Linked DNA regions of Mus musculus: region 2 is linked to region 1. The links are chromatin loops, found by intact Hi-C in ENCODE. Cell type or tissue: gastrocnemius. All regions are shown on one strand. Links, peaks and the distances in the headings refer to the core of each region. The heading gives the core; the rest is flanking DNA. Region 1 overlaps Pdilt (protein disulfide isomerase-like, testis expressed). Region 2 has its middle 15 kb from the start of Gprc5b.

Evidence for each region. A loop is a pair of places that touch in the nucleus more often than their neighbours do. Peaks named below come from ENCODE experiments on the same cell type or tissue, not always from the same donor. Only the 100,000 strongest peaks of a DNase experiment are listed, where the experiment ranks them.
Region 2: a loop joins it to region 1, with 8 times the contacts of the local background. A loop is called at or near these places in 38 of 42 quality-filtered maps.

The regions. Positions count from the first base shown.
Region 1 is chr7:119,511,140-119,522,235 of GRCm38, reverse strand. It overlaps Pdilt (protein disulfide isomerase-like, testis expressed), which reads left to right. Exons shown (of 12, transcript NM_027943.1): 2 at 2,405-2,604; 3 at 7,156-7,362. The coding sequence starts at 2,412. Among named protein-coding and RNA genes, the nearest start is that of Pdilt, 6.8 kb to the left of the region's middle. In gastrocnemius, for the core only: CTCF peaks have their summits at 2,402 (motif pointing left), 6,599 (motif pointing right) and 8,962 (motif pointing right); DNase peaks (open chromatin) are centred at 2,406, 6,589, 8,466 and 8,960.
Region 2 is chr7:119,004,871-119,015,966 of GRCm38, reverse strand. No RefSeq gene overlaps it. Among named protein-coding and RNA genes, the nearest start is that of Gprc5b, 15 kb to the right of the region's middle. In gastrocnemius, for the core only: a CTCF peak has its summit at 4,596 (motif pointing left); DNase peaks (open chromatin) are centred at 4,602 and 4,852.

The DNA of each region.
Region 1 (11,096 bases), core at 1,837-9,836:
CAGTCACTGTCCCCTGAACTGGGGGCTGATATTGAGTCTGAGTTTGGAATTTTTAGGACTGAGCAGGAAGGATGCTGGCCACAGGAGCAAGCAGGCACAAAAAGAATGAGGTCCACACCTAGGTAACAAGCGGGCAAGGCATTGGCAGAGAACAGCTGAGGGCACAGTGCAAGCAGGGATGCAGCTCTTGATGGTCTGCCAGAGATGACACAGAGCCAAGCCTAGGTTTCAGGGGACTCTCAGTAGAAAGAGCAAAAGGGCAGCACGTGATGGCTGGGAGGAGGGTTTACATTCTCTCCACTCCTGGAGAATGTACAGTTCATTTTATTTGCTTGCTTTAGTCACGTGTTCCCTGAACAAAGCTTTCTACCACCATCCTCCCTTAAATGCTATGCTGTTCCTTTCTTCCATCATTTTCCAGTCCTTCCTCCCTGCTCTTGTTCCCAGCTCTTATCAGCACCTTCTTTTTTGTCTCATCTACTTGTTTCCCAGCAGAACATAAAGACTCTAGTCTGTTTCATCCACTCCTGTGTCTTCTGTGCCTAGAAGGGAAGGCAGCATGGCTCATGACTTGAAAAAATACATAGTGAGCGAACTAATGAATGAGTGAATGTGCTGGTTTGAATAAAAATGGCCCCCACAGGATCAGGAGGAGTGGCACTACTCAGGGGGTGTGGCTGAGACTATTCAGGGGGTGTGGCTAAGAGTACTCAAGTAAAGAGTTGAAACAACAACAGTTTAAGAATCATCTGGAACCTTTGAAGCACATAGATATTTGGATCTTGTACTGGTTAGTTTTATGTCAACTTGACATGAGCTAGAGTCATTGGGAGGAGTGAGTCTCAGTTGAGAAAATGCCTCAATAATATTGGGCTGTAGGCAAACCTGTAGGGAATTTTCTTAATTAGTGATTGATGGGGGAAGGTCCAGCCCATTGTGGGTGATGCCATCCGTGGGATGGAGGCCCTGGGTTCTATAGAACAGACTGAGCAAGACATAGATATCAAGCCAGTAAGCAGAACTCTTCAGTGGCCTCTGCATCAGCTCCTGCCTCTGGGTTCTTGCCTGGTTTAGTTCCTATCCTGACTTCCTTCAGTGATGAGCAGTGATATGGAAGTATAAGCCGAGTAAACCCTTTCCTTCAAAGCTTGCTTTTAGTCATGGTGTTTCATCATAGCAATAACTAAAAGACAGGACTGTGGTGGCTTGAATAAGGACAATCCCCCCCTCACTATAGATTTATGTGTTTCAATGCTTGGTCCATAGGGACCATTAGGTGGTGTGGTTTTATTGGAGGAGGTATGACATTGTTGGAGGAAGTGTGTCACTGTGGTGTCAGGCTTTGAGGTCTCCTAAACTCAAACTCCAACCCAGTGTGGCACACAGTCTTCTCCTGGTTGCCTTTGGATCAAGATGTAGAACTCTCAGCTCCTCCAGCACCATCTGCCTGCATGATGCCATGCTTTGTACCTTAGAGATAATGACTAAACTTCTGAAACTGTAAGCCAGTCCCAGTTAAATGCTTTCCTTTATAAGAGTTGCCTTGGTCATGGTGTCCCTTCACAGCAATAAAACCCTAAGACACGTTGGTACCAGGATCTGGGGTTATTGCTGTGATAGGCTTGAGCATGCTTCTGTCCAGAGGCAAGCAGATTTCAGGAGTTTAGATTAGGAAAGCAGTGGGATGCTTTAAGTGGGACTTCATAGGCATTCCTAGTGGGAACATGGAAGACAGTAGTGCGGAGGTGATTTGAACTGTGGGGCCTGGCTCAAGAGGTTTCAGAGGAGAAGAACGTTAGCCTAGACGTAACCTAGATGTAACCTAACGTAACCTAGAGACTGTTCTTGTGATATTGGTGAAGATATGGCCGCTTTTCGCCCTTGTCTAAGAGTCTGGGGGCTAAAATGAAGAGATTTAGATGAATTGCGTTGACAATGGAAATCTTGAAACATCCTAGAATAGACGCTGACTTGTGGTTCACGCTTTTGAAGAGTTTTTTTTTTTTTTACCAAACATAGCAAACCGAGAAAGGAAAAATACAATATATATGATTCAAGGGTTAAAGGAAGTGGTCTGGGCAGAGTTGGAGGGGCAGGAGGCATCGTTAGTATTGGTAACGGGATGGTGGGAGGAGACCGGTCAGAGGTTCACTTTGGGATTCTGCAGTGGCACTTACTCTACAAACTTCTCTCCAAGTAGCTAGAAAACCCAGTGGTTTCCAAAGGTCTGTGTTTGACTCCAGGTCTCGATGAATAGGAGTTGTTCTAGTGCCCAGGGGTTGAGGTTGCTCAGACAAGCTTGTCTTTTGCCAAGCTGTGTACATTGCTGCAGTGCCTGCATGCTCCAAGGTCCCCATCAGTGTAGGTTTGAGAAGAGATATGCTTCCTCTGCTGCCCCCTGCAGGCCATCCATGGAACTGCTTTGGACACCTTTGCTGCTGGTGGCTGCTTGCCTCTCAGAGGTCCTTGGCTCACCAGAGATAGACACGGGCATCAACATTTCCCAGCCTTTGCACATCCTGGAGGATCATAACTTAATGGTGCTGACTCCCGCAGGCTTGACGCAGACGCTGAATGAAACCCGCTTCCTAATGGTGATTTTCCGTGAGTATTTGGCTCTGGCAATGAAGGGTGATGCCTGTCTCATTGAGTTGGGGGACCATAGGGCTTCCATATACTATCAGATGGAAAGAAAACACAAAAATACGACAGGCACTCAGCTGGACATTGGCCTGTCCCTGTAGGAACCCAAAATTCTGCTCACCAATAGCTGTTCTGTCACAGGGGAAGGCTAACGTCTTTTTTTCTCGAACCCTCTACTACCGTGATACACCCTCAACTCCTGCTTTTACATTTTTAAAATCACTCCAATAGCAACCAATATGAACACTTCAAAGTATGTGAACACTTCCCTTCACATGAGCAGCGATTATTGCCATCTAAAAGCAACAGTCAATTAAAGTCATTAAGTTCCCATCTTTGAGTCTATCAATACACAACTGAATTCAAAATGAGTTTTTGAAAACTGGCAGGCCTTCTAAAGTGACCTTTTGGAAAATCATTTTGGAGCAGGCTTATAAGCGTTTTCCTCAGAGGAAGTTGGAAGTTGGGCTTTTTATACAGGAGAGTTTTGGGGAGATCTCAGCCGCTCTCAAATCCTTGGCCAGCCTCTCATCTTTCTGAAGACTCCAGAACTCAAGGTCAATGCTTGGCAGAACCTTTCCTTCTCAGCTCTCAAGCTGCCTGCGTCTAAAACAAACTCCAGTATTTTGGATTTGGTTCTGAGAACCTGTTTCTCCTAACCTCCTGTGTGCACCGATGACACCACCACCCATTCAATGTCAAAGTCAGAAACCTCAGGGCCATCCCCAAATTTGCTGTAGCCTCATATAGACTGTATCTCCATACTCTATTGTTTCTGCACCCAAAGCTCTGTGGTCCCCATCCCTCTCCATACAGTCTGTCATTGCAGGCCTCGGTCTTACCAGTCCCTGCCTGAGACCTGAGGCAGGCTCCCCTATGGATCCCACGCGCCTTCTGCGTGTTCTCTATAAAGCACCCAGAGAAACGGGTTCCTAGAATGCAGCTCTAGTTGTCAGAATGGAATGTTCTGGATCGAGTCTCTGGGCCGTTTGTCCTGCATGAGGTTCTGTAGCATCCTCCCTTCAGTTTTGCACTTGGACTGTGAGATTTAAGTTTCTTGTGAGGAAGTGTTTTCTCATGCCCATGTAGCCTGGGGAGGACTCTTTCCCACTCTTCTTCTTAGCCTTCCTTCTTAGCCTACCCTTTGCCACATCATACCAAAAGCACTTCTAAACTTGCATGTACCTTACCCGTGTCTATTCTTAGATCTGGCACTGTTGAGACACGGTAGGTCTTCACACATGTCAAATGATTGACTGACTGACTGACTGACTGAATGGATGGATGGATGGATGAATGGATGGATGAATGATAATTTCTTGGGCTCTCATTTTCTCTGTGACAATTCACCTGAATTGAGTCAAAGAGAGAGGGAAAGTTCACTTTTTGGTGGAAAGTGATCAAGGAAAGATTTAGAAGTCATTGAATTAGGGCCATTTACCACTTGCCCCTAAGGCTAAGGTAGCAAGAATGTGTCTTGGGGTTACAGGAGATACTGCTGGGGATCACTATGAAGATGGTCATTGAGACTGGGATAATGGTGATACTTGGTGATGATGGAGGTAATGATAGAGAGATGGTGATGGATAAATATAAGAATGGCAGAGGTGACAACAGTCCAGGTTAGCCTTGATTGCCAACTTGACATAGCCTAGAGTTATCTGAGAGGAGAAGCCTCAGTTGAGAAACTGCTTAGTCATATTGGTCTGTGGGCATTCCTATGAGGTATTGTATTCATTATTAATTGATATAGCAGGGTGAAAACGACTGTGGAATGTCTCACCATTCCTTGGGCAGGGGGTCCTTGACAAGCCTGTAAGCAGTGTTTCTTCATGGTTCATGATTTCGTTCCTGCTCGAGTTCCTGCTCTGACTTCCCTCAGTGAAAGATTATGACCCAGAACTATAAGGCAAATAAATTGTGTTTTCTCCCCAAGTTGCTTTTGGTTAGAGTGTTTTATTATAGCAGAACAGGAGTAACTAACACGGAATAGAGTTTATTATAAAGAGAGTGATATGCTGGGATCATTCTGGCCCTGCTGTGGATTCAGGATGCTAAACACTGGCCCCCAAGATCTGGCTGCCACCAAGCAGCAGATCCTCAGTTTCACTAAGTGATGCTAGGTAACCTTGCTCCCCAAGCCAATAAAAGGCTAAATAAAGCCTGGGATTGGGCAGTTGATAAAGGGAGGCGGGTTTTCAGTTACCTGCCTGGGAAGTGCAGGTAGAGTAAGAAAGAAAGAAAGAAAGAAAGAAAGAAAGAAAGAAAGAAAGAAAGAAAGAAAGAAAGAAAGGAAGGAAGGAAGGAAGGAAGGAAGGAAGGAAGGAAGGAAGAAAGAAAGAAAGAAAGAAAGAAAGAAAGAAAGAAAGAAAGAAAGAAAGAAAGAAAGAGAGAAAGAGAGAAAGAGAAAGAAAGCAGGCAGGCAAAAAAGGAGAAGGTCGCCATGAGAGGAGATGGACCATAAGCACGTGGCCAGGAGACACAACGAGTGACAAGGGACATATGGCTGGGATGAAAGTTAGAATAGCTTCAAAACCTCTCCAATATAGGCTTACATCCTGTAAATAAAATACCTGCATTGTATGTCTTTTAGAAAAGCTAGCTACAATTTATAGTTCTTTTTACCATGATGTTGACGGAGGTGATGATAATGGAGGTGATGATAATGACGGTAGAGATTAAGATGTAGGAGATGACGATGATGATGATAGAAGTTATAACGATATAGATGGTGATGTAGATGGTGGAGGTGGTAGTGGTAGTGATGGGCATGCTAACAGTGATGATGATTGTGGTGATGAAAGGGTGTTGATGATGATAGCTGTCATGGTTTTAACTATGGCAGTGATGATTTTTAATGGTCATTTATCAAATACCCACATTGCAAATATTGTACTCAGTACCGCCATCCCCGTAGCTACATTGCCTTCCCGGAACTCATAGGCAGGAGAGGAGAGACAAAATCTTCAGAAGCCTGCGGTATATCCTGTGGCTAAGAGTATATGGAGAAAAGAAAGGGTGGGTGGAACAGAAGTCTGAGAGGCCTATGCCCATGGAAGCACGGACTCCCTTACCTCCACTTCAGACACCCCACTGAGCCGTGTGAGGTATCTCTACATGCTCCACCATTTGGCAATCATCCCAAGACTTCCCCTGCCTGATCATAAACTCAAAAGCATGAGCCCAGCATGACAAAGTCCACGGGGAAACTGGGAGAGGCCATTGATTAGAGCCACCGGCAAAGAGGCCAGAGCTTGCTGCGGGCACTAGATGGGTGTGATGAGGGTAGCAACGGTGATGAAGCAGATAGAAACCTCGATCCACGTGGGAGGCACAAAGTCTCTGCCCCCCATCCACGTGTGTGGATGTGTTTAATGAGAATGATCACTGACCACTCACACTCAGGATCCAGCGCTGAGCCAGTGACTGGCAACCGGGCCAGTGCCGGCTGTCCCAGGCTTTGCTTTATGAAACATATCTGTCAGAGTGACCTTGACCACAGTTGGGAGGTGACCTGCGCTCTCTCAAAGTGTGCCAGATGGAAAAAATAGAATGTTCTGGCTTGAAAAGGAAGCTGTTTCCCCCAGCCCTGACTCAGCACACACCTCTGCTATGTGGCAGTAGGGACCTGCAGTCTAGCCATGTCATCAGGTGGTTTTCCATTTCGTCTCCTTCCACTCCAACGAGGACAGCCCATGCCATGACCAAGGTCAGTTCTCTGAGGCTGGTTTTAGTAAAGAGCCCCTACCTCACCTCGCTGCCCAACTGTGTGAACAGCCAAGGATCCCAGAATATCAGATACTTTAACAGAGTACCAGGTCCCTTTGGCTACCCCATTAGCAAGGTGGTGGGATCAGAGAGGGGAGGGAGCATCCAGTGTACCCTGCTCCTCACACATACCTCACTTGAGTTTCCAGAGGCACAATAATTGCTTAGTTCCAAGGCATTCCACCAGATGGCGCAAATGAGCTATATCACTAGCCCTTAATTTCTGATCAAAGAAAAATTTACACCATTTTAATAACAGCAGTAATTAAAATGCATTATGTCTTTACTATGTGATAGGAATTACTCTAAGTGTTTTTACATACCTAGTCAAAGTTTAAAAATACAGGAGTGCTGCAGCCAGCTTGAGTGTGTCCTGTACCAGAGCCTTAGACAAGAATGGTTTTGATGTACCTTCATATAAAATGGGATGATAATAATAATAATAATTAATAATAATAATGATAGCATCTACCTTATAAGATTATTGAAGGGGGTAATAGCCTTAGTACCTGTAAAAACCCTTATAAAATACTAAGCACCCTGACTGTTAAATTAATTTCACTTGATTCTGATAATATCCCAAATCAACCCATTTTATGATGTATTTGTCACTCCACCTGTCACATTTGTAAAACCTACTCCTTAGCTGTGAACACTGGGAAATCCAGGGGCTCTCAGGACAAACAGGACGAGAAAGGGAAGGGGAGAGAGAAGCCTAGTCTATCTTTATATTGCTTCTTCCAGACAACCCATCCTTAAAACAGTCCAGGAAGCTGGCCAAGGAGCTGGGCAAAGCCGCAGAGATCTTCGGGAAGGGCAAGAATGGCTTGGGCTTTGGCAAAGTGGACATCACCAAGGAGACGGAACTTCAGCAGGAGTTTGACATCACCCATGCCCCGGAATTGAAGCTGTTCTTTGAGGGCAACAGGTTAAAGCCCATCAGCTGCAAAGGTAATGGTGACTGGGGTTCAAGTGATCCCATGTCCATGGGAAGCCATTGGCAGGCAGTTCAAGGCTGGATGTGGGAGACTCTGGTCCACATGCCTTTCATGACCTAGGTTCTTTCCATTTGTTGCTCCATCTCAATTTGAGTCCTGGAGCCATCTCCCTTTTCCTTGGTATTCAAATGCAGGAACTCACCATAGGTTGTGAGCGTGGCTTGAGAGTGGTGAAATCACTCCCATTTGCAACCCGTTGGCTGGAATTCTGATCCATGCTCCCAGTCAAGTGCAAGAGAGCCTAGAAATCTGGTTCAGCTCTGTCTAGAAGGAAACTGGGACTGGGTGAGCATTCAGCCGCTCCTGCCACAGGTTCTCAGCCAGGGAGGGGAACATGAGTTTTAGACTGCAAACCAGAGCTCCTTTCCAATTCTACTTTCTGCTGTAGAGGGTTTCGCCAGGGAAACACTGCTGGCCCAAAGAGGAGGTTGCCAGGGGCTAGAGACATAGCTTTGATAGTAAAGTGTTTGGCAGGGACCCAGGTTTGATCCCCAGGATTCCCGTGGAAAAAATGCAGGATTGGTGACACCTTGTAATCCCAGAGCTGGGGAAGTGGAAATGGGCAGGTAATGGGGCTAGCAAGCCATCGAGGCTAGCCCATTTGGTAATTTCTAGGCTAGTGAGAGGCCTCATTTGAAAAAAAAAAAACGGTGACCACAGAATATGTGTGGTTGATCTCTGTGCCTCTAAATGCACACGCACACAAGCATGTACATACATGCACATAAACAAGAAAGACTGCAGGTATTAGAGCAAAGGTGGGGTTTCTACCCAGTACTTTCTCTCGAACCGTCATTCATTGCTTTATTTGATGACCAATCTATTTGCAAACCCATTTACTGACACCTTACCATGGTGATGAAGATGTCTGGAGAATCATGTACCTTAGCATGTGACATGGCTGATCCTAATTTTTAAGTGTAAATAATTATGGGATGTGTAAACAGATACTAGATAGACTGGGGCAGCGGGTGGATGGGTGGACTCACTGATGGATGGAAGAATGGATGGATGTTACAATACTGGGTAAGCCTGAAGGAGCTCAGCAGGAGGGCACTGAGATAGCTCAGTGGGTGAAGGCATTTGCTGCCAAGACTGAACCCGAGTTCAATTCCCACAACCCACAGGGTAGAAGAGGGCACTCGGTGCCTGTGAGCTGTTCTCTGACCTCCACAAGCAAGCTGTGGCACACACTCTTGAATAATTCATAAATTAAGTGTAACAAAAGAACTGAGAGCAACCTCTACCATGCCAGTAGAATGGCACCATGGTACATGTGTTGAGGGGCAGACTCAGAAAGCAGGCACTGCCTTTTACACGGTTTGACACTTCTGAAGCTTTCTTCTAAGAAGCGAGCACAAGAAAAGTCCAGGAGCTAAATAAGCCAAACAAATGAGCCAGCCCACTTCAGGAGATGGAGAGCAAGTAGGGGGTTTAGCTTTGAACAAACCTAACAGAATCGTGCTGCCTGCCGGAGCTAAAAAATAAGAACTTAGGAGCAAGGGAATGCAAGCTCATTGCAGTTCTCAAGATGCTCACAAGAGGGCGTGAGAGAGACACTGGGCGGGCTGGCTAGGAAAGCGCTTCAGAGGGAACTTTATGTAACAGACCAGGCAGGGCAATAGTCCAAATGGAGGGTAGTGTGCGGAACCAGAGGAGGGATGTGGCAAGAGGGATGGGATCTGATTGCTAGGGATGCTGAGCAATGATCCTCAACAACAGGGGTTCATCCATCCCACGCAAGGGGTAGATGATGTCTTGGCTCCAGGGAGACGGTGAAGAATGAAGCAGGCCTGGTGTAGTTTGCGCAAATATACACCTGCTTGTGGCATCGCTCAGGTGCTAGCTTGCCCTTCCTTGTTGAAGGACAACTGAGACCTGATTCCATTGAGAGATGACAAGATGATTGTGGTGTGGCTTCTACACTCTACGTGAGGTTGGTGGAGAAGGTACTGAAGGACTCCTGTGTCTGGGATGTGACAATGAGTTGTGAGACCACCTTTGCCATGCAGGAGGTTTCCATCTCCTCTTCCAGGAAGTCTTCCCTGACTGACTGCCCAGTCTGCTGCTCAGCTGTGTTCCCACGATATCTGCATTCTGATCAAGAAGTTGCCTCACACGATCGCACTATCTGCTTTGAAGAGCACCACCAAGACACGGGTGATCTAAGCTCCATCCTTGGGCTCCAGCATCTGCAACCAAATCCATGCCTTTCGCCCCGGCAGCAGCCAATCCCTCTCGTCCAGCCTCAGTTTCCTGATCTTAAAATGGGGCACATGAAATCTCTACCACTCCAGGCTGCTAGGAAGATGAAGCAATGTTTGCAGAGCACAGGGCCTGATAGGTCCCTGAAGCCAACGCTGCCTTCCAGGGGCCTTTTATGCTTCTCAACAGCCCAGCCTGGCAATGATTTTTACTGCTGTCGCCCAGCAAAGTGGACTAATTTCTACACAGCATCCTAGCTGGGTCTGGCAAGATGGCTCAGCAGGTAAAGGTGCTTGCTGGCAAGCCTGGCAACACGAGTTTGATCCCTGAAACCCTCATGTTGGACTCCAAGAAGCTATCCTCTGACCTTCACACAAGCTCTGTGGTACCTGCGCACTGACACACATAAATACATACACTGAAATATTGATTTTTTTTTTTTTTACAAAGAGAATACTCAGGTTAGTAAGCAATAAAGGCAGGGAAGATTTTTCTGGAAAGGGATATGCAGTAGGTATTCTAGCCTTATGAGGCAAAAAACCTATCACACCTACCTACTCTGCTATGCACTATGTGAACAGGAATGGCTGTATTCCAATAAAGTTTTATTTATAAAATCCAACAGTGGGTCATATTCGGTTCATGGGCTAAGTTTGTTAATCACTGATCTACATTGTGCTGTATGTTAAATAAATAGAAATGTTTATTATTAAGTATTAATTTAGGAACAATTATGTTCTTAATAGTTAAGTTTGAGCAAAATGAAATTCCAAGAGCCCAGTTCAGGAAGACACACATAAAAAGACCACACATATTTTTGAGCTTGCTCATCTCCCTCTCAGGGTTACTTCCCAACAGAGAAAGGAGAAACGGGATTCCAGGATAGCCCACCCTTTGAATAAGATGTGCTCTGGCTGTGAGTACTTGAGCTAAGCTGTAGACCCTGTCTTACAGTTGCTTGTTGTAGACAGAATGAATAGTGCCTACTTTCAGGACAGGACTTTTTTGGAATTCCAAGAGGAGACATGGCTCTGTGCACCACCTGCACTGTGTTGTGAACTTTCGCTCAGGACGCAGGTGGGATGTAGTCCTTGCTGGGTCAAAGCCCAGTCCTGTCCTCCTCTAATATGCAAGGACTGATGGTGAGAGACTTGGCTGCGTCCACCTCCCTGGAGGAAGGAGACTCAAATGGCCTCTGGGGCTTCTATTAGTGATGCAGTCACAGCTTGTGCTTGGAAATATGCAGGCAAGCTCTGTCCCAGTCAATCATTGACACAGCATTCACACCTGAGTTGTTAGCGCTGTGTCCTCTGGCATGGAGTCAAGAGCCAGGGGAGGCACAGTGTCTGGCAAGGGCAGTGTCCAAGCTGCAGCCACATGGGAATAAGATGCCCCAAAGGACCTGAGTTCCTCAGGCTCCAGAGAACCAAGCAGAGGTCATACATCCCAGAAGAGGAGGCCTGGGAGCGACGCCTCTCAAGC
Region 2 (11,096 bases), core at 1,316-9,315, 510 kb after region 1:
CAGCAGGCTGAGAGAAACACCACCACCCTGTGGCCATCACACTGCACTACAGGCGCATCAGGGACTCATCAGCCTCCAAGCTCCCATCCCACTCCCCACCCACCCCACTCACTCCTCCCATCCACCCAATCTCCCATCCACCCACACCGACCAATCCCACTCACCTTACCCCACCCCCCACCCCCAGTCCCCCACCCCCATCCCCACCCCCCGCCAAGCTGGGGCCACATCTCAGGCCAGGCAGGATAGCGTCATAGTTCCTTAAAGAATTGCAAAAGTCAACAAGGCTTGGAGGAGAGAGGAGGCAGCAAACAGACAGAACATCAAATGTAAAAGCTTAGTTCTAAGCTGTACCTAGCTGAGCTGTTTTCTGCCTGAGGCTGTGACACAGATAGGGCTGTGTCACTGATAAGCAAACTCAATCCAGGTGTCCTTCTTGCAAACCCCTTTTACTTTATTTTGTTATCTGTTTTATATTTTGTTCATTTTAATATTTTATGGCTGCATATAGAGCTAAGGGCCCTACACAGCTAAGCTAAGCTGCATCCCAGCTCCTTCAGACACCCTCTGTCACAGGGTGACCCCAGCACTCTTTGTCCTCAGCTGTTTTTCTCCATTAAGTTCTGTCCCTCTGAGGTGACACAGACTCTTCTACTGTCTAGGGCCTTCTATTCTGGACTTCAGCTGTCACTCACTCTATTCTGGATTTCAGCTGTCACTCTATTCTGAATTTCAGCTGTCACTCTATTCTGGATTTCAGCTGTCACTCACTCTACTCTGGATTTCATCTGTCACTTACTCTACTCTGGATTTCATCTGTCACTCACTCTACTCTGGATTTCACCTGTCACTCACTCTACTCTGGATTTCACCTGTTACTCTATTCTGGATTTCAGCTGTCACTCTATTCTGGTTTTCACCTGTCACTCTATTCTGGATTTCACCTGTCACTCACACTACTCTGGATTTCACCTGTCACTCACTCTACTCTAGATTTCAGCTGTCACTCACTCTATTCTGGATTTTACCTATCACTCACTGTACTCTAGATTTCAGATGTCACTCACTCTATTCTGGATTTCAGCTGTCACTCTACTCTGGATTTCATCTGTCACTCACTCTATGCTGGATTTCAGCTGTCACTTGCTGCTGTTGTTTTTACATGTTTTGAAAGAGTTGTTTTGTTCTGTTCTGTTTTTGAAAATGGGCCTCACCATGTAGCCCAGATTGACCTTGGTCTCACAACCATCCTGCTTCTTCCTCCTGAGCACTGGGGTCCAGGGTCCCCACACCCAGCCAATGTTTGTTAAATGGATAGTTTGGGCAAGCTAAGGATCCCTAAGCCACTATTTACACTGTAAAATAAAGATGAGAACGCCTTCTTATCTACCTCTGGAGTGAAAGGAAGATAGATAGATAGATGGTAGATAGATAGATAGATAGATAGATAGATAGATAGATAGATAGACAGACAGACAACAGATAGATGCTGACAGTAGGCTGCCTAGTTAGCATCTCCTGAGAGTCGTCTACTTCAGAATGTTGTCTTTTGGAAGTGGGATCTTGGCAGATGTAATCATTTTGTACCATATGGATCCAGATCATATAGGATCAGTGATGTCATTGCCAGAGTGCCATGGTAAGGACATTCTACAGTGCTTGTGGTGACTCTTCCCTGGGAAACACGTGACTGCCAGGCTCTACCTCCAACACTTGGTGTCCTAAAGGGTCTGGAGAGAAGGCTGGGAAGATGTCTCAGTGGGTAATGCACATGCCAAGCAAGCATTAGGACCTGAATTCACATCCTCAGCATCCATGTAAAAAAGCAGGTGATCTGTGCCTGTCACCCACTTCTTACTCGTGGGGACATGAGGATCTTTGAAGCTCACTGGCCAGCCATTCTAACCAATTCTATGAGCTTCAAGTTTAGTGAGAGGTCTTGTCCCAAAAGCCAAATGGAGAACAAATGAGCCAAGATGCATAACCTCTGACCCCCACACATGTACATACGTATACATCTAAGCTAACAGGTATATACAATACAACACACTCAAGAGAGACATGAGAGGACACAGAAAGCCATAGGGAAGAAGACCATGTAAACATGAAGGACGGCACCAGAGAAAGTCAGCCACAAGTCAAAAGAGACAGATGGCATTCTCCCAAAAACCTTTGAAAAGAATAGGGCCCAGCCAGTCCAGAGATGAGTCCATTTGAAGGTCGTACCTGGTCCCCAGTTCCTCCATCTCTCTTTGCTTCCTGTCTGCCTTGTTGTAGACAGCCTACTCCCCCACATACTCCTGCCACCATGACACGCTGACTCATTCATGGACCAAAGATAAGTGATCACGGACCAAATCTTCTAGAACATGAACTAAAAATGATCTTCTTATAATGGTTGGTCTTGCTTTTCAACTTGGCTGAATTAAAAGGTCTCTAGGTTTTCCAGAGATGCTTGGCATGTGGGGCAATGACTGGGGAAGAAAAGATCACTGAAATGTGAGTTCTTCCTTCCAACATGCTGGCTGCACAGGCAGAAGGGAATAGGAAGAAGGCTGTGGGCATGCACACACTTGGGCCCTGTTATTTCTGAAAGAGTGCATGTGTGGCTCTGCCACCGTTTGATAATGTCAGACTGTACATTCTTTGGCCTTTCATCATGGACTCATCAGACACTTTACAGAAGCTTCCAAGCCTTTGGAGCCAGACTAGGACTTCTGAGCTTCTTGGATGGCATACAACCAGCCATTATTGGACTACCAGTTGGATGAGTCTCTCTATTAAACACACACACACACACACACACACAGAGAGAGAGAGAGAGAGAGAGAGAGAGAGAGAGACTACTGAATCTGTTTCTATAGTGGTCCAAATAAGAAATGTTCTCCAAAAGACTCATGTTCCCCATTTAGGAACCACAGGAACGCTTGACTCTCAGTTGGTTTGGGAAAGTTTGGGGACCTTATGGGTGTGAAGCGTTGCTGGAGGAAGTATGTTACTGGAGGAAGACTTTCAGAGCTTTTAGGCTTGCCCCACTTTCTGTTCACTCTCTTAGCTTCCTGTGTGACAGAATGCAGCCATGTCGCTTACTGCCCCCTGTCTTTTGACATTACGGCCTCCACTCTGTTAGTGTAAGCCCAATAAACTTCCTCTGTCTGTTGGTTTGGGTCATGTTATCCTGTTACAGCAGCGGAGCGGAAACTATGAGTTCTCTGGGAGCCCTGACTAGCACACTACTCTAAGTTGCTGCTGTCAGTCACAAGAATGAAAGAATAATGCATACAGGTTCCCACAACAAAAGGCACATCAATGAAGGGCATGTGTGCAAATTTGCTATAGATTTTATGTAGTACAAGAGCTTTATAAATAAAGACCCAAAGGGACAAGAAGACCTTGTGTCTTCTGGGCTGAGGATGCAGGGCCTGTCTCTGTTCAGATCCTTTGTAGATTATGTCTTCTTGGCTTCAAGCATGAGAGCAACCAGGGACTGCACCTCGAGGATGACCTTCTCTGGGTGACAACCACCTTCCTGCTCCTTCTCCTTCTCAAATGCCAACGGGGCCATGTTTTGGGGTTGCATGTCCAGAATCCCATAGTCTCCCTACAGGCAGATGCCAGCCCTGACCACATCTCCTCTCTGCCTCCCCTATCTGTCTTCCCTATGTAATGACCCCATTCATCCACCCACATAAGCCTGGATCACATCCCCAGCTCTATGTGGACCATGTGTGTGCCTGGTGTCCCCTGGAACTGGAATTACAGACAGTTGTGAATCACCACATGGATGCTGGGAACCAAAGTGCTCTTAACCTCTAACCACCACTCCTGTGTCTTCTGCAGAGTTCTTCTCACCGTGCTCACAGGACCTGGAGGGTGAGATGGAGCATCCTTGAACAAGAGGCGATCGCCTGCCTATCAAACTGACGAAGGGACACAGGAAGTCAAAGTCAGACAGCCCTCTGATGCCCTCCATAGACTCCTACATTTGGGTGCCAGTTACGGCTCCGGTCCTCTCAGACACAGGCAAGTGCCAATCAACAGCTGAATGGACAGAGAAAACGTGGTACAGATACACAATGGAGTTTTGACTGCAATTCTGTCAGTTGCTGAAAATGGAGACCATGTTATGTGACTAAGCCAAGTGCAGAAAGACAAAAGTCACATGATTTAAAGAAAGACAGAGTGGAAGTGGTTCTGATTGGGTGTAAGGATGAGGGGTCGGAGTAGAGAACACAATTGAGAGACATTGTGTACATCAATGTCACAGTGAAACCCGTGATTCCTTGCAAATAGCACAGTCATATTAATAATAAAGAATATGTCCTCATCATGTCTCAGACTCTGGGGTCCTGAGCCCTAGCCGGACAGATGTTGACTCCAAACTGTTTGCCTTCTTCCTCTCCATCTCATCTATTTGTCTATATCAAATCCGAAGCACAAATACCAAGAGTAAAACAGGCCAAAGGTATAGAATGAAAAGGAAGGAAGGAGGGAGAAAGGGGAGGGAGAAAAGGAGAGGCAGAGGGGAAGATGAAGTTTAAACCAGACAAACCAGACAATCCACACACAGGGAGATGTCGCCCCCAAGTGGGGATCCTGGGAACTGCTGTGAAAGAGAGAAGAGAGTTTAGCTTATTTACTACACAGACAACGCTAGAAGTGGAGCCAGAAAGCCACACTAAACAGAGGCTGCCCACTCCAGGGCCTCTACCCAGTAGCCAGGGATGGCATCTGGACTGAGGGACAGGCCGGGTGTGGCAACAGGTTTGTCACATCCCTAGGGAGCCAGAAGATGGGTGCAAAGCAGGTAGGGCTGGTGAAGGTGAGAACAGGTTAACTAAAACAGAGAACCGCATGACATTTTAGTCTAGCGCCACCATCTGGCCCCTTTGGGCTCCCTGTGCTGAGCTAAGCAAGGAAGCCTGCAGACTGAGGGAGGAGGCAGTGCTCTTGCCTTCCAGGGCTGGGGTAGAAGAGGAGTGGGCTTGAGATGAGTCTATCAGAGGTGGCCAGATACAATAGCTCCAGGGAGGACAGTGTTGATCTGCCCCAAGTAAACCACAGAAGCCAGAAGACCCAACCAAGGACAGGAGAGCTGGAGAAAATGCTGGAGAAGAGAAGTGGTGAATTTCTGACCATTGCCCTTCTAAATACAAGCAAGTAGTCGTGTCTAGGTCTGCTGTCACCCAGCATGAGTCCAGCCCAGCACCAAAGCTATCTTCTCCACTGCCTCCTACCCATGTCACAATCCAGGGAAGGCTTGCCACCAGCTCTCCGTGAGTCCACTACCGACCAGCTCAGAGTCCATCTCTAAGTGGTCACCTTGTGCGAGCAGCACCTGGTCCCGCACTGCAGACCAAATGGCCAAGGATTTCAGCGTCAGACCTTCTGCCTCTCCTTGAGTCCATACTCTCTACCTTCTGTGCCACTCAGAAATTGATTCCATACCTACAAATGCCTGCGTCTCTCAGATTAATGTTAAAGTTCTAACCATCCATGTGACACCATGAAGTTGTGGGACCTTTGGGAGAATAGAGTTTACATGAGGCTGAGGCTGCACCCCAATAATGGGACAACTGCCTTCTTAAGAAGATGACATGGGGCTGTGGTGCTCTGTGGATAAAATGTTGGCTGTGCAAGTGTGATTGGCTAAGTTTGGATCCCAACATGGACCAAGTGCACACATCTGTAATCCCAGTGAAGGGTCATCAGAGACAGGAAAATCCCTAGGGCTCACTGGCTGGCCAGTCTAGCTACTCAGTAACCTTCAGACTCAATGAGAGAGTAAAGAGAGCAGAAAACACTCAACCTACTGACCTATCACCTCCATATGTACAAGCTCAGGTGCACCCACATGGTGCACATACGCATGTTCACCACACATTCCCCACACAATCAAGAAGTGTTAGAATGCACACTTTCTTTCTCTGTGTGTGTTCCTCTCGCTCCCTCTCCCTCTCCCCTTCCTTCTCCCTCCTCCCTCTCTCCCTCTCTCTCTTCCTCCCCCCTCTCTCACATGATGAGAAGGAAGCTGTCTGCAAGGCACGAAGAATGCAGTTGTTTAGGCTGCTCTTATCGATGGCATTTGACCACAGCCCAAACTCACCCAGATACAACGATGGCTCATCTTCACTGTCCACCTGGGTTCATCTCTGATCTCCAAGTGTTTCCAAAGAGGTTCAACAGGAAGGATGACCAAAACGATCTGAGTTCCTGGGCTGAATAAAAAGGAGAAAATGAATGAGCACCAATATTCATCTGTTTTCTGATTGCAGATGCATGGTGATGTTGGTGCCTCACACCCCCACCCTAGAATTCCCCGCCATGGTGGACTGCATCCCGCCCAGTCACCACTCAAACCCTTCCTTTGTTAAGTTGCTTTTGTCAAGTTTTGATCACAGAGACAGGAAAAGTAACTAATGCAGAAATTGCATACAAACTGTCCTCTTTCATAAGACTATTTCATGAGAACAGGGGGCATGGGGTCAGTCCCATGGCCTCCCACGTCCACCTGCTTGCCTCAAATCTCTTTACCCCTGAGCTGGAGAACACCATCTTCTAAAGAGGCAAAGGAAAGTACACTGCCCTCCCCAGAGACACGGGCAGTCTCTCTTTGCCCAGGACTCCCTTCTACTAGAGATAATAGAGGACTGCCATCCACACCCAGCATGTATCCCAGAGAACAAAGAATGTTGTGCAGCCTAGAAGAAACCTCAATTGAGGAAATGCTTGCACTAGATTGGCTTGTGTACAAGCCTGTAATGCATTTTCTTGATCAATGATTCATGTGGGATCACTATGGGTAATGACATTCCTGGACTGGTGGTCCTGGGTTGCATAAGAAAGCGGTCTGAGCAAACCATAGAGAGTAAGCAAGTGAGCAGCACTCTTCCATGGTCTTCCCTTCAGTTCCTGCCTCCAAGTCCCTGCCTTGAGTTCCCTTAGTGAAGGATTGTAACCTGAAAGTTCTAAGATTAAATAAACTCTTTCCTTCCCAAGTTTCTCTTGGTGACTGTGGTGGTTTGAATAGGTTTGGCCCACATAGACTCAGGTATTTGAATGCTTGACCCATGGAAAGTGCCATTATTAGGTGGTGTGGTCTTGTTGGAGTAAGTGTGTCACTGTGGGGATGGGCTGTGTGGTCTCTATGCATAAACTCTGTCAAGTGTAGAATTCCAGGCCCCTCCTGGCTGCTTGAGAAAGAGTCTCCTGGCTGCCTTTTGATCAAGATGGAGAATTCTGAGCTCCTCCAGTACCATGTCTGCCTAGATATTGCCATGCTTCCTGCTATCACAATAATAGATTAAACCTCTGAAACCATAAGCCAGACTCAAATAAAAATGTCCTTTTTGAAAGATTTGCCTTGGTCATTGGTGTCTCGTCACAGCAATAAAACCCTAAGACAGAAGTTGGTACCAGGGACTAGGGTATTGCTGTGATAGGCCTGACCATGATTTTGTTTGAAGGGATGTGAATTTTGGGACTTTGGATTGGGAAAGTAGTGGAATGCTTTAAGTGGGGCTTAATGGGCCATCCTAGTGGGAACATGGAAGACAGCTGTACTGAGGTTGATTTGAACTGTGGGGACCTGGCTCAAGAGGTTTCAAAGGAGACAAATTTTAGTACATTGTCTAGAGATCATACTTGGTGATATTTTGGTGAAGAATGTGGCTACTTTTTGCCCTTATCAGAAATGTATGCCTGAGGCTAATGTAAAGAGATTCAGATTAATTGCATTGACAAGAGAAAGTCTCAAAAAAGCCTATCATAGGCTCTGTCGTGTGGTTCACTCTTGTGAAGATTATTGCTCTCATTTGGATATATGGAGATATGATTGTGTGTCAAATTGGCAAGGGATGGATTGTGATGGCTATTCTCAGTTGTCGACTTAACTATATCTGGAATGAACTACAATCCAGAACCTATAAAGATCTATACTAAAAAGGAATTAAAGAAAAGTTTAGAAAAAGAAAAGAAAAACTGAAGTCCAGTTGTGATGGTACATACCTTTAATCCCAGTGCTCAGGAGACAGAGACATGCAGATCTCTCTGAGTTCAAGGTCAGCTTACAGAGCAAGTTCCAGGACAGCCAAGCTTAGCACTGAAGGATGTAATAGATAAAGGGGTCCATGTCCCAGCCCCAGCAAGCAGCAGAACTTGGCAGCTTTGGCCACGTGGCTCTGCCTTTAGAGTCAAGAATAGATGGGACTACTGGGACAATTGATTCTGGTTATCTGGAGCTAAGAAATCAGTGGTGACTAGGAAGAGACCAGCATCAGTGAAGTGACATCTTCTGGGAAGTGTTTTCAGAAAACACAAAGAAGCTGTGTTCTAGAGATAGCCAAGGTTGTACCTCATGCTGCAGCTGTACTGTAATGTGTAAGAATCACCCAGGTGATACTGGATTTGGAGGCATGAAGAGGTCATGGAGAGCAGCTAATGCCTGGAACTGTGAAAGGTCAAGAAAGGTCATTGGTGAAGGTGCAGCCTCAGTGGCAGTTGTAGGTCTAGAATTGAAGGGGTCATGAAAAGAAGTTGAAGATTGGCACCATGAAGAGAGCCTATGAGAGGCTATGGGTGAAGCCTCATTGCATCTCCAGCATATTGGAGATGTCATGGGATGATCACCGAGAACAGCAGCAGCAGTGGAATGGAGTCAACCAGAGCCAAGAGTGCCACAGAAGGCAGAGCTGGAAAAGTGACCCAAGCCCTTTGGATGAGCCCAAAAGATCATGTGTGGATCCCGGACACTAGAACAGGAAGCTGTTAAGTTGAATTTGCCTTGGAAACCCCAAGATGTTAGAGGGCCAGAGCCATGGGGAACCTGCCAAAGAAAGCTGCTCACAGGGAGTGGAACCAGCCTAAGAGAAAGAAGATTGTTGCAGTCAACAAGGCTGAAAGGAGACATGGAGACACAGAGTTTGGAGTTTGCCCAGCTGGTTTTGGTCATCTTTGGTCCAGTGTTTCCTCACTATGATGTTTTGGAATGGTAATGTATATCCTGTGATGTTGGAAGTGTGTAATCTGCTATTTGGTTTTGATTTTACAGGGGTCTACAGTTAAGAGATTACATGAATCTCAGAAAAGACTTTGAACATTTAAACATTGTTGAGATTGTTGAAGTTGGAGTAAACTCATTTTGCATTATGTTATGGCTACAAGTGTACAGGGGTGGGGGGCAGGGAGTGGAATGTGGTGGTTTGAATAGGTTTGGCCCTCATAGACTCATGTGTTTGAGTGCTCAACCCATAGAGGCACTATTAGGTGATGTGGCCTTATTGGAACTGGTGTGGCCTTGTTGAAGTAAGTGTGTCACTGTAGGGGTGAACTTTGAGGTCTTTATGCTCCAGTTCCACCCAGTGTGGAATTCCAGTCCCCTCCTGGTTGCCTTTGGATCAAGGTGTGGAATTCTCAGCTCCTCCAGCCCCATGTCTGCCTAAGACAGTCAAAGTGTTCAACCACCACAACAGAAAGCAAACAATGGCAGATGAATCAGGCAGAGGCATACATGAAGGCCAATGGAGAATATTAAAATCTTAGAGATTTTTTTTCCTTTTTAGTCACAAGAGGTCTAGCTGCACCAGAGGATATAACACATTCAATTTTTATTTTGTTTTATTTTGTACTAGGAATGAAACCCAAAGTCTGTGCATGCTAGGAAAGTGTTCTACCACTGAGTTACAACCCCAGTCCACACTGGAGAATCTAAAAAGATGCTGTGTGCCCCACTATCACCACCATGTGCCTGGAGCTGTGGAGGTGTCCACACTCAAGCCCACCTACCCGCTGCTGAGTCCAAAAGGGCTCCCAGCATCAGCCCCACTGTTTCAGAAGACCCCTTCTCTAAAGAAAACCTCAACCATGAATACAGAAAATGTGGTACAGTTGCACAAAGGAATATTATTCAGCTATTAAAAACAATGACTTCATGAAATTCACAGACAAATGAATGGAACTAGAAAATATCATCCTGAACGAGATAATCCAGACATAAAAGAACACACATGGCACGTACTCACTGATAAGTGGATATTAGCCCCAAAGCTCAGAATACCACGATACAACACAAATCGTATGGAGCTCTAAAAGAAAGAAAACCAAAGTGTGGATGCTTCAATCCTACATAGGATGGGGAGCAAAATAATTATAGGAGATAGAGGGAGGGAAAGACCTGGGAGGGAGAGAGGAGGGAGAGGGAAAAATTGGGCGGGATCTGGTGTTGGAAAGGACAGGAGATAAGTACAGAAGGTCAGGAAATTGAATAGAGGTATGTAGCAGTCGGGGATGGGGAACTGGGGTAGCCACTAGAAAGTCCAAGACTCCAGGGTAGCAAGAGATTCCCAGGACCCAATGGTGATAACTTTAGTCAAAATGCCCAACAAAGAGGAGATACAACCTGCAGAGACCACCTCCAGTAGATAGCCATAGCCCCCAGTTGAGGGATGGGGCCACCTACCCACCTCAAAATTTTTAACCCAGAAATGTTCCTGTCCAAAGGAAAGACAGGGACAAAAAAAATGGAACAGAGACTGAAGGAAAGGCCATCCAGAGACTGTCTCACCTAGGGATCCAATCCATCTGCAGACATCAAATCCTGACACTATTGCTGATGCCAAGAAGCACTTGCTGGCAGGAGCCTGGTATGGCTGTTCTCTGAGAGGTTCTACCAGCACCTGACCAGTACAGATGCACATACTCACAGCCAACCATCGGACTGAGCCTGGAACCCAATGGAAGAGCTAGGGGAAGGACTGATGGAGCTGAAGGGGATTGCAGCCCCATAAGGAGAACAATATCAACTAACTGGACCACCCAGAGCCCCCAAAGACTAAACCACCAGCTAATAAATATACATGGAGGGACCCAGAACACCAAATACATATGCAGCAGAGGATGGCCTTATCTGACATCATTGGGAAAGGAGGTCCTTGGTCCTGTGGAGGCTTGATGCCCCAGTGTAGGGGATGCTAGAGCAATAAGGTGGGAGTGGTGAGTGGGTGGAGGAGCACCCTCATAAGGGCAAGGGGAGGGGGGAGAGGGGGAATGGGGTGGGGGGCTGTGGAGGGGTAAATGGGAAGGGAGATATCATTCAAAAA